Linked DNA regions of Homo sapiens: region 2 is linked to region 1. The links are chromatin loops, found by intact Hi-C in ENCODE. Cell type or tissue: IMR-90. All regions are shown on one strand.

What was found. Peaks named below come from ENCODE experiments on the same cell type or tissue, not always from the same donor. Only the 100,000 strongest peaks of a DNase experiment are listed, where the experiment ranks them.
Region 2: it touches region 1 in a loop (11-fold over the local background); 29 of 110 quality-filtered maps call a loop at or near these places.

What each region holds. Positions count from the first base shown.
Region 1 is chr6:110,525,712-110,530,711 of GRCh38, reverse strand. LOC105377940 (a long non-coding RNA gene) reads left to right here. Exons shown (of 7, transcript XR_007059703.1): 7 at 1-30. Among named protein-coding and RNA genes, the nearest start is that of SLC22A16, 52 kb to the right of the region's middle. In IMR-90, a CTCF peak has its summit at 2,461 (motif pointing left); DNase peaks (open chromatin) are centred at 1,161 and 2,181; H3K27ac peaks cover 1,410 bases.
Region 2 is chr6:111,207,923-111,212,922 of GRCh38, reverse strand. The region is part of intron 4 of SLC16A10 (solute carrier family 16 member 10); the gene reads right to left. Among named protein-coding and RNA genes, the nearest start is that of SLC60A2-DT, 49 kb to the left of the region's middle. In IMR-90, a CTCF peak has its summit at 2,463 (motif pointing right); no DNase peak of the experiment used is centred here.

The DNA.
Region 1 (5,000 bases):
TTTGAGTAATAATAAAACTTTGGTCTCCTATGTAGCTGGCTCTATGTGTATTAAACTCTTCCTCTATTGCAATTCCCCTGCCTTGGTAAGTCGGCTTTATCTGGGCAGTGGGCAAGAAGAATTCACTGGGTGTTACATGTTGAAATAAATATATACCTGGATAACAGACAAGCTTTGTACCCTTCACAGAGACTCTAGGAATTTGCAAATCTATAGTGACAATGCCACCTCCAATCCCCCAACAACCCTCCCCAAAGTACTCCTCCGTCTTATTCTGCATCACACATAACTAAACACATTTTGCTCTTATTTAATAAGGGAAAAACACATTGTGATTGTTGCTTTTAGAATAGTTGGTCCAAATTAGATAATTAGAAAAATAGTTCCCATAGATGTAACTCAAAACAGTAGGTTTGTATGACACTATTTCAAAAACAAGTTTTGTGGTTAAAATAATACCTCCCTTTGGGAGATAAGAGTTTTGGCATATTAAAGGCTCCAAGAAGTCCTGTGACAAAGACATTTTGTGGAACTCTGTTTTCACAGGACATCTATTAACCTCTCTCAGTACAGTCATGAGGAAAACATGTCCTGAAATCTGTCTTGAAGTTCAAATTTTCAGCATCCTCAGGCATATTCACCCACCGGGAATCCTGGTTTCAGCTGCCCCATCCTGCTGCTGCCCTCTCTCCACTGATCCTCACCGACTCCCTTTGTTTATGGGACAGGGCTCAATAATGGGGAAGATCAGGGTCCCACACACTTTCTCAGAGCTTAAACTAAGAGGGGAGGGGAGCTGACGGTGGAGGGAAAAGCTGCCTCTTCTCCATGATTGTCCTCACCCACCCTCTTGCCTACAGGGGGCTGCTTCTCTTGTGTGGCACATTTGCTTTCACTATTAATAACTGTATAGTTATTTTGCCATCCTATTCTAGTTGTGGACCAGTTGGAGCGGGGCATAGACATAATGCGTGAAGAAGGATGCTGACCCACAGCTATTCTTCCAGAAAAAGGCAGGCACCCCCAAAGTACAAGGGGAAGGGCACTTCCCCTTAGCCAGGTGGAGGCTGGCATGGAACATAAAGTCTTAGTTGAAATGGATATGGCAACCACAAGGAAACATGTGACTTTGCAAAGAGAGACAGATGGACAGTGACTCAGACAACTGTACCATACCAGAAGCACACCAGCTTCCTGAGCACAGAAACATCCATCTCCAGCCCAGCGATAGAAATGTTTGTAAAACAGTGTAACAAGATTCTGCCCAGTTTCCCACTAGGTGTCCGGGGAAATGGGTGGCTGGAGGATAAAGAGGAGGAGGAGGAGGAAACAGGCGCGTTCTGGCCAGTAATTCTCTCAAACGGGATGAGTATTGTTGCCAGCAGGACTTCTCAAAGGAAGGTATCTTAGTTCAGGCTGTCATAACAAAATGCCATAGACTAGGGGGCTTACAAACAACAGAAATTTATTTCTCACAGTTCTGGAGGCTGGTACCCCCAAGATCAAGGTGCCAGCTGGTTCGGTGTGTGGTTAGGGCCTTGATCCTCATAGATGGCCAAATTCTCACTGTAACCTCACAAGGCGGAAGGGGTGAGGGGTCTCTTGGGGCCTGTTTTATGGGGACACTAATCCCATTCATGAGGGCTTTTTACGACCTAACAACCTCCCAACGGCTCTGCCTCTTAATACCGTCATTTTGAGGGTTAGGATTTCAATATACGAATTTGAGGGGGACACAAATATTCAGGTCATAGCAGAGAGTGACTTCCATTTGTCAATGAAACCAGACTGTGTACGTATCACTCTTGCCATCCATACCATGGTTTGCATGTGATGTTGGGCAACAGGTTTATTTGGCTACATTCATGCCCACATCCACTAGACATGCACACTCTTCCCAAGGAGAGGGAAAAAAAAGCTAGAAACTGGTTATGTAACAATCATTAGTTTTATAGCTGAGTAAGTTATGAATAATAGTGCTTTCAGCGATTTCATTACCAATCTGCCCCCAGGAGCAAGATGAAGCTGATAAAATATTTATGGGCTAGTAAATTTTTTCTACTAATTTGCAAGGCTATAATAAAATCCATGAACTTGATGGCCTGCAGGAAACATAACAAGAACTAGGAATGTAGAGTAATTTGGAGCTAGAAAGCCTCTTAAGGCCCTACAGGAAATGACTCCCAGAAAGCAGATGAATCACAGTATTTTAAACAGAAAATAATGATGTTATGTTTGTACTTAACCAGTTATAGCCTGAGAACAATTTTCCACAAGGAAATTGTGGAAATTTCCTGCTCTCCATTATTTTTGCCTTAAGAAATAAAATTAATTCAAGTATATAAAAAACAATATTCAAATAAAAACAATTACTGGAACACAGTGTATCCTGTAATGAATATGAACTTTTAGGATTGTAATTGTTAAGAAACTACAGTATACACAGTCACATTGTGCCCTCTTGTGGCAGAAATATTGTTGTGCTCCGAGGACACGCCCTGGTGTATTTTATTCAGTAATTAATCAGGTTTGTTTGGGGGAAGTCAGTTCAAGTGAAAAGATGGTTTGCAGAAGGTAGTTGGCAAAGAGTTGTTTCTGGGGCACTCTAGAGGGTGCACACCTGGAAGGGGCCGTTCTTAGCCAGGGGAGCAGCTGTCAAAAGGTTTCCTGATGTTTTAACACATGCTAAGAAATACCCATCACAGAATGCTGCTTCAATTGTCTGTCTAATGTTACACTTGCTCATTTAAAATATTTTATTACTAGTTATCCTCATCTATAAATAACAGTAATTGCTATTATTTAGTGAAACAGGCAGTTGATGCACAGTATCTCATTTAATCTCAAAACTATAAGGTAATATAAGGAAACTGAAGATCGCAGATATTAACTAATGCTGTAGTTTACCTAACTAGTAAATGGAAGAGCTGGGATTTGATTTAACTTCCCATGTTTCCATAAGCCTATGCACTTTCCATTCTGCCAAGCTGACTCTCTAGACAAATATTTCCTGAATACTGAATACATGTGAGACTCTGTTGCTGGGTCCCCTGGAATTGACAAGGTGTAAGTAATATACTCCTATCCTTCAGGAACTTATGGCGTAAATAGGGAAATAAAAACATACACGCAAAAGAAACTGCCATACGAGGCAGCATACAAGGAATATCCATGTAGAACTTTTTTTTTTTTTTTTTTTTTGAGACGGAGTCTCGCTCTGTTGCCCAGGCTGGAGTGCAGTGGAGCGATCTTGGCTCACTGCAAGGTCCGCCTCCCGGATTCACGCCATTCTCCTGCCTCAGCCTACCGAGTAGCTGGGACTACAGGGGCCCGCCACCACGCCCAGCTAGTTTTTTGTATTTTTAAGTAGAGATGGGGTTTCACCATGTTAGCCAGGATGGTCTCGATCTCCTGACCTCGTGATCCACCCGTCTCGGCCTCCCAAAGTGCTGGGATTACAGGCATGAGCCACCGCGCCCGGCCATGTAGAACTATTTTTTAAACAAATACACAAAAGATCTGTATAGTCATGTACACTTCTCCCCTTCAGAGCAGTAGAGCTATATACTTTCTGCAGTTACTCTCCTATTGCTTTTGGATTTGAGTGTGAGCAGGACTTGTGGCTTGCTTCTAAGCCATAGAATACGGCAAAGCTGTTGGGATGTGTGTGATTATGTGTGAATACATGATTATGTTACATAAGATATTAGTACCCATCTTGCTGGGGTCTCTTTCTCTCTGGCTTTGAGGAAGCAAGTGATTACGTTGGGGAACACGTGGCAAAGAACTGTGTGGGTGGTGTCTAGGAGCTGAGGGCAGTATATTGAAGTCCTTAGTCCCAAAACTATGAGAAACTGAATTCTGCCAATAAGTGCCTCTAGTTGAGCAGTAACATTGTTACTCAACAATAGATAACTAGTACATTTATCTTTTAAAGTTTTATAATTTTAAATCTTGCATTTAGGTCTTTGATCTATTTCAAGTTGCTTTTTGCTTTTTTTTTTTTTTTTTGAGACAGAGTGTTGCTCTGTCACTCAGGCTGGAGTGCAGTGGCAGGATCTCAGCTCACTGCAACTTGCAACTCTGGGGTTGAAGTGATTGTTGTGCCTTGGCCTCCTGAGTAGCTGGGATTACAGGCATGCACCACCCATGTCCAGCTAAGTTTTGTATTTTTAATAGAGATGTGGTTTCACCATGTTGGCCAGGCTGGTCTCCAACTCCTGGACTCAAGCAATCTGCCCACCTTGGGCTTCCAAAATTCTGGGATTACAGGCATGAGCCACCATGCCTGGCCTCATTTCAAGTTAATTTTTATAGATGGTGCAAGTTTCCCACTGTCAGGTACAGGCTGACATTCTCTTTTTTTTTTTTTTTTTTTTTGACTTTTTTCTCTTTTTGGCATATGGGTATCCAATTGTTCCAATAACCAATGTTGCAAATATATCTTTTGTCCACTGAATTGCCTTGGCATCTGTATTAGTCTGTTTTCACGCTGCTAATAAAGACATACCCGAGACTGGGAAGAAAAATAGGTTTAGTGGACTCACAGTTCCATGTGGCTGGGGAGGCCTCACAGTCATGGTGGAAGTTGAAAGGCACTTCTTACATGGTGGTGGAAAGAGAGAACGAGAGAAGCGAAAGCGGAAGCCCCTTATAAAACCATGAGATCTCATGAGACTTATTCACTACCACGGAAACATTACGGGGGTAACTACCCGCATGATTCAATTCTCTCCCACCGGGTCTCTCCCACAACATGTGGGAATTTATGGGAGTATAATTCAAGATGAGATTTGGGTGGGGACACAGAGACAAACCATATCAAAGTCTTTGTCAAAAGACAATTGGCCATATATATGTCTATTTCACTGCAACCTGCACCTCCGGGGTTGAAGTGATTCTTGTGCCTCAGCCTCCTGAGTAGCTGGGATTACAGGCACGCACCACCATGTCCAGCTAATTTTTGTATTTTTAGTAGAGATGTGGTTTCACCATGTTGG
Region 2 (5,000 bases), 680 kb before region 1:
GTATATATTCTGGGAACTTTTGCAAAGCTTTTCTTTAACCATTATTATTCTACGTAATGCACTTCAGTCATCTCTTCTGGCAGGAGCAGTAGACTTGACTCAGCATTTTTTTTTATTTTTTTATTTTTTTGAGACAAAGTCTTACTCTGCCACCCAGACTGGTATGCAGTGGCATGATCACAGCTCACTGCAGCCTCAACCTCCCCAGCTCAAGCAATCTTCCCATCTCAATCTCCCAAGTAGCTGGGACTACAGGTGTAGGCCACCATGTCCAGCTAACTTTTTAATTTTTTGTAGAGATGAGGTCTCACTATGTTGCCCAGGCTGGTCTTGCATTCCTGGGGTCAAGGGATCCTTCTGCCTTGGCCTCCCAAAGCGCTGGGATTATAGGCATAAGCTACTGCAACCAACCACTCAATATTTAGAATTATTAGGTTGAAAACACCTGGGACCCAGGACCTTGATGGAAGTTTAAATTCAGAACTCTTAAGCAAAAATGTGAGATAAATTCATAAATTCTTTGTTACCTATAAGCAAAGACTCTAATTCAGGATTAGACCCTAGTCTCCTTTCTTGAGACCTATTCCAAATCAGGATCTGCTTTCAGTATTTAATAAGATATTAAAACATAACAGATGCAAGGATTTATTAATCATCCAGTCTGGGCTAGGCACTTTACATAACCTGCCACCAAGAATCCTCACCACAGCCCTCTGCTGATTCTCAAGTTGGTGGTAGAACTGGGGTGAACTGGCTTCTCACTCCAGAGCCTGTGCTCTTGGGCTCGGCAGCCTCCTAGACTAGGGATTACCATGATCTGAAACTAGACCATGCGGGAGGGCTATGAAGTGTGTCTGTGTCACCAGTGTTCTAGGCCTGGCTGCTACTCAGAACTGGCTTCCAGGGGACAAAGAGGGAAGAGTTGTCACAGCCCCAAGAAGTTGAAAGATGAAAGCAGGGAGCAGGTATGTCTGAGAAAACACACCACCAATGAATGGAAAGAAGGTAAGCCCAGGAGCATTCCAAGCCTTAAAGGATGGGCCAAAAGGCAGAGAGCCAGGGATGGAGAAAAAGGAAGGAACAAACAGGCAGAGCTGGAGTCAACTGCAGCAGAGAAGAGCCAAGAATCAAAAACCACACTGTGTGTTTGGGATGTTGGGGCAAGGAAGCCATGAAAAAGGAGAGAGAGGAGGTAGTGAATAAGGGAACGAGTCCAGCATCCTGCATGGGTTAGGCCTGTGTTGCGTCCTGTGCCGCTGTGTTCACAAGGTGGAGTCCGTGAGTGGCTCCTCGCAACCACAGGACACACTGAAGGGCTTTCTTTCTCCTTCTCAGGCTTGTTTGAAATGCAGCTGTCACACCTGTGACTCAGCATGTGCTACTGGGTGCCACAAACGATGCTCTACATTTGGATGCAAAAATTAGATAAGGCCTAACAGAAGCCAGATTGTGGCTAAACTTTCATCTAAAGTGAAATATTTGACCCCCAATACTAACTTTTAACTTACTGCTGTGTAACTGCAGACCAACATGGGACAAGTTAGGAAAGGCTATATTTTCTTTTGTAAATTACTGGAAACAGTCAGGTATTAAAATGTGCTCCAAAAATGTTGCAGATAATCTGTCTGCCCTATCTAGGGTAGGAGGACGTTCAAACATTGTTTTGGAATAAAATGCTGATATATAAAATATATCATGACTTTATCTATTACAGCACCATAGTCCATCATCTCTCACCTGGACCCTGAATTGATCTCCTAACAGGTCTTCCTCCCCTCTTGCACTCTTGTTTCCCTCCCTGTAATCCATCCTCCAAACACAGAACAACCACAGTGACTTTAAAAACAAAATCAGACCTACGTCCTCCAACAAAGGTCCACTACTTTTTTTTTTTTTTTTTGAGACGGAGTCTCACTCTGTCACCCAGGCTGGAGTGCAGTAGTGCGATCTCGGCTCACTGCAACCTCTGCCTCCCAGATTCAAGCGACTCTCCTGCCTCAGCCTCCCCAGTAGCTGGGACTACAGACGCGTGCCACCAAGCCTGGCTAATTTTTTGTAATTATAGTAGAGATGGGGTTTCACTGTGTTTCGATCTCCTGACCTCGTGATCCGCCAGCCTTGGCCTCTCAAAGTGCTGGGGTTACAGGCGTGAACCACTGCGCCCGGCCAAAATCCACTACTCTTAAAGCAAAGTCTCTTCATCCTGGCTTTCAAGGCTCTGTCTAATCTGACCCACTCTAACTTTCCAGTCCCTTCCCATGCCACTTTCCCCATCTTCTTGGGTTTCCACACACATTCGGCTTCTTCCTGCCTCAGGCTTGCTTTAGGAACTCAGGGACCATGTCTGTCTTGTTTGCATCACCCTAACAGCATCTGAGCTGGTGCTTGGGGCACAGGAGGCACTCAATTTTTGAATGTATGAAAGCTGAAAGTCTGTAGTGCAATAAATGTCCATTAGAGGGCTCCCTTGACACTAGAGAACAAAACTAAATGTTAGATGAGGATGTCCACAGTGAAGTACTGACAAAGTGATCATGATACAATAAATACATTTTTAAAAGCAGCACATTACCAACTCTCTTCACTTCCTTCTAGCTGTGTGACCAGACTGTCCTGTGACTGCCTGGACCTCTATACACACAGACACCCACAGTGAGGTAGCCTCTCAGTTCCTCAGTGTTCACATCTCTAAGTGGAAATAACAATGGTACCTCCTCTCTTAAAGGGCTGGGGCAAGGATCAATGAGATAATGCATGTAGAGCCCTTAGTTCATTGTCTGGCACATGAAAGTCCTCAATAAATGGTTGACTGTTATTACTTCAAGTCAATTAATGGAAGTTAACTTTATCTGTAATGCCTTTTCCAATCATTTTCCTGTGTCCAAATTTCACCTCTTTTTCAAGGCCCTGCTCAAATACTGCCTCTCATGTATAATATAATTAGACAGGCTTAATCCTCAAAACCTAAGACCCCCCCTTGTGGCTTGCCTTTACCTTCCTTCCACAGCCAAGCATTTGGACAAAGTTGTCTATATTTCCATTTGTTCAAATGATCATGATCAATTTTCTGCACCTGTAGAAACCATTCTCTGTAAGCTCACTCATAGCCTCCCTATTCTAAATTCAATGAAAACCTTTCAGCCTCTTTGTCACTAGCTACTGACACTGCTGACCACTCCTGCCCCTAGAAACACTCTCATCCCTGTTTTCCCCCTGCCTATCTGGCCACTCCCTTTCCATCTCCTTAGTCCTCCACTTACTTCATGCAGCCCATGAATGCCAAACCCACAGGCTTCCTAACCCACAGGCCTCTTAACCCACAGGCCTCTTATCCAGACTCTTCCATGAGCTCTAAACACTACTTGGCTTTCCTACAGGCATCACAAACAACATGGCAAAAACAAACTCATCACTGGGGCAAGGGCAGGTAGGTTGGGTGAAAATTTTTTTTTAATTTAAAAAACCCCAATTCATCATCATACTTAGATCTACTGCATATTGATCTTGATAAGATGGCAAAATCATCTACTCCATTACCTGAGCCACAAATCTCAGATCCAGCCTAAGTGGCTTCATCAAATTCTCATTCTCTATGTCCCTAGCTTATTCCATTTGATCTCAGTATCTCTGCCTTGGTTCTTCCTGCCTAGATGCCTAGACTACTTTAATATAGTTTCCAACTAGTCCCTGGACCTCTACTCTTTTTCTCTAAATTTTAGAGACATGGTGTCACTCTGTCACCTAGGCTGGAGTACAGTGGCATGACCATACTCCCCTGTAATCTCAAAGTCCTAGGCTCAAAGTCCTCCCACCTCAGCCTCCTGCATAGCTAAGACTATAGGCATGTGCCACCGTGCCTGGCTAACTTAAAACAATTTTTTTTTTTTGGTAGAGATGAGGTCTCACTATGGTTCCAGGATTGTCTCGAACTGGCCTCAAGTGATCCTCCTGCTTCAGCCTCCTAAAGTGTTGATATTATGGGCATGAGCTGCCATGCCTGGCCTTTTTAAAAATAGCTTTATTGAGATATAATTCATATTCTATGAAATTCACCCACTTAAAGTGCACAATTCAGTGAGTTTCATCACTATCTAATTTTATAACATTTTCATTACCCCACAAAGAAACACAGTAGCAGTTACTCCCCATTCCCTCCTTTCCCTAGCCCCTACAACCACAAATCTACCTTCTTTCTCTATGGAAAGAGACAGAGATTCCTATTCTGGACACTTCATATAAATGGAATCATTCAGTATGTGGCCTTTTGTGACTATCTCAACTCTTGTCCCCTCCTCCACTCCATTCCACTCTTCACAGTTACCAGATTGATTTTTTTTTTTTCTCTGAGATGGAGTCTTGCTCTGTCACCCAGGCTGGAGTGCAGTGGCACAATCTCAGCTCACTGTAACCTCTGCCTCTCAGGTTCAAGTGATTCTCCTGCTTCAGCCTGCTGAGTAGCTGGGATTACAGGAATGTGCCACCATGCCTGGATAATTTTTGTATTTTTAGTAGAGACGGGGTTTCACCATGTCTAATCTCAAACTCTTGGCCTCAGGTGATCTACCTGCCTCAGCCTCCCAAAGTGCTGGGATTACAGGCATGAGCCACCACGCACAGCCGAAATTGATCTTTATAAAACACAACTCAGGCTGGGCATGGCTCACACCTGTAATCCCAGCACTTTGGGAGGCTGAAATGGGTGGATCGTTGGAGTCCAGGAGTTCGAGACCAGCCTGGGCAACACAGCGAAACCCTGTTACTACAGAAAAAAAACAAAAAAACAAAAATTAGCCAGGCATGGTGGCACGCACCTGTAGTCCCATCTACTCAGGAGTTTGAGGTGGGAGGATTGCTTGAGCCCGGGATGTTGAGGCTGCAGTGAGCTGTGATGGCACCACTGTACTCCAGCCTGGGAAACGGAGTGACACCTTGCCTCAAAAAACCAAAAAACACCAACCCCCGCCACCCCAATTTATGTCACTCTCTGGCTTAAAATCCTT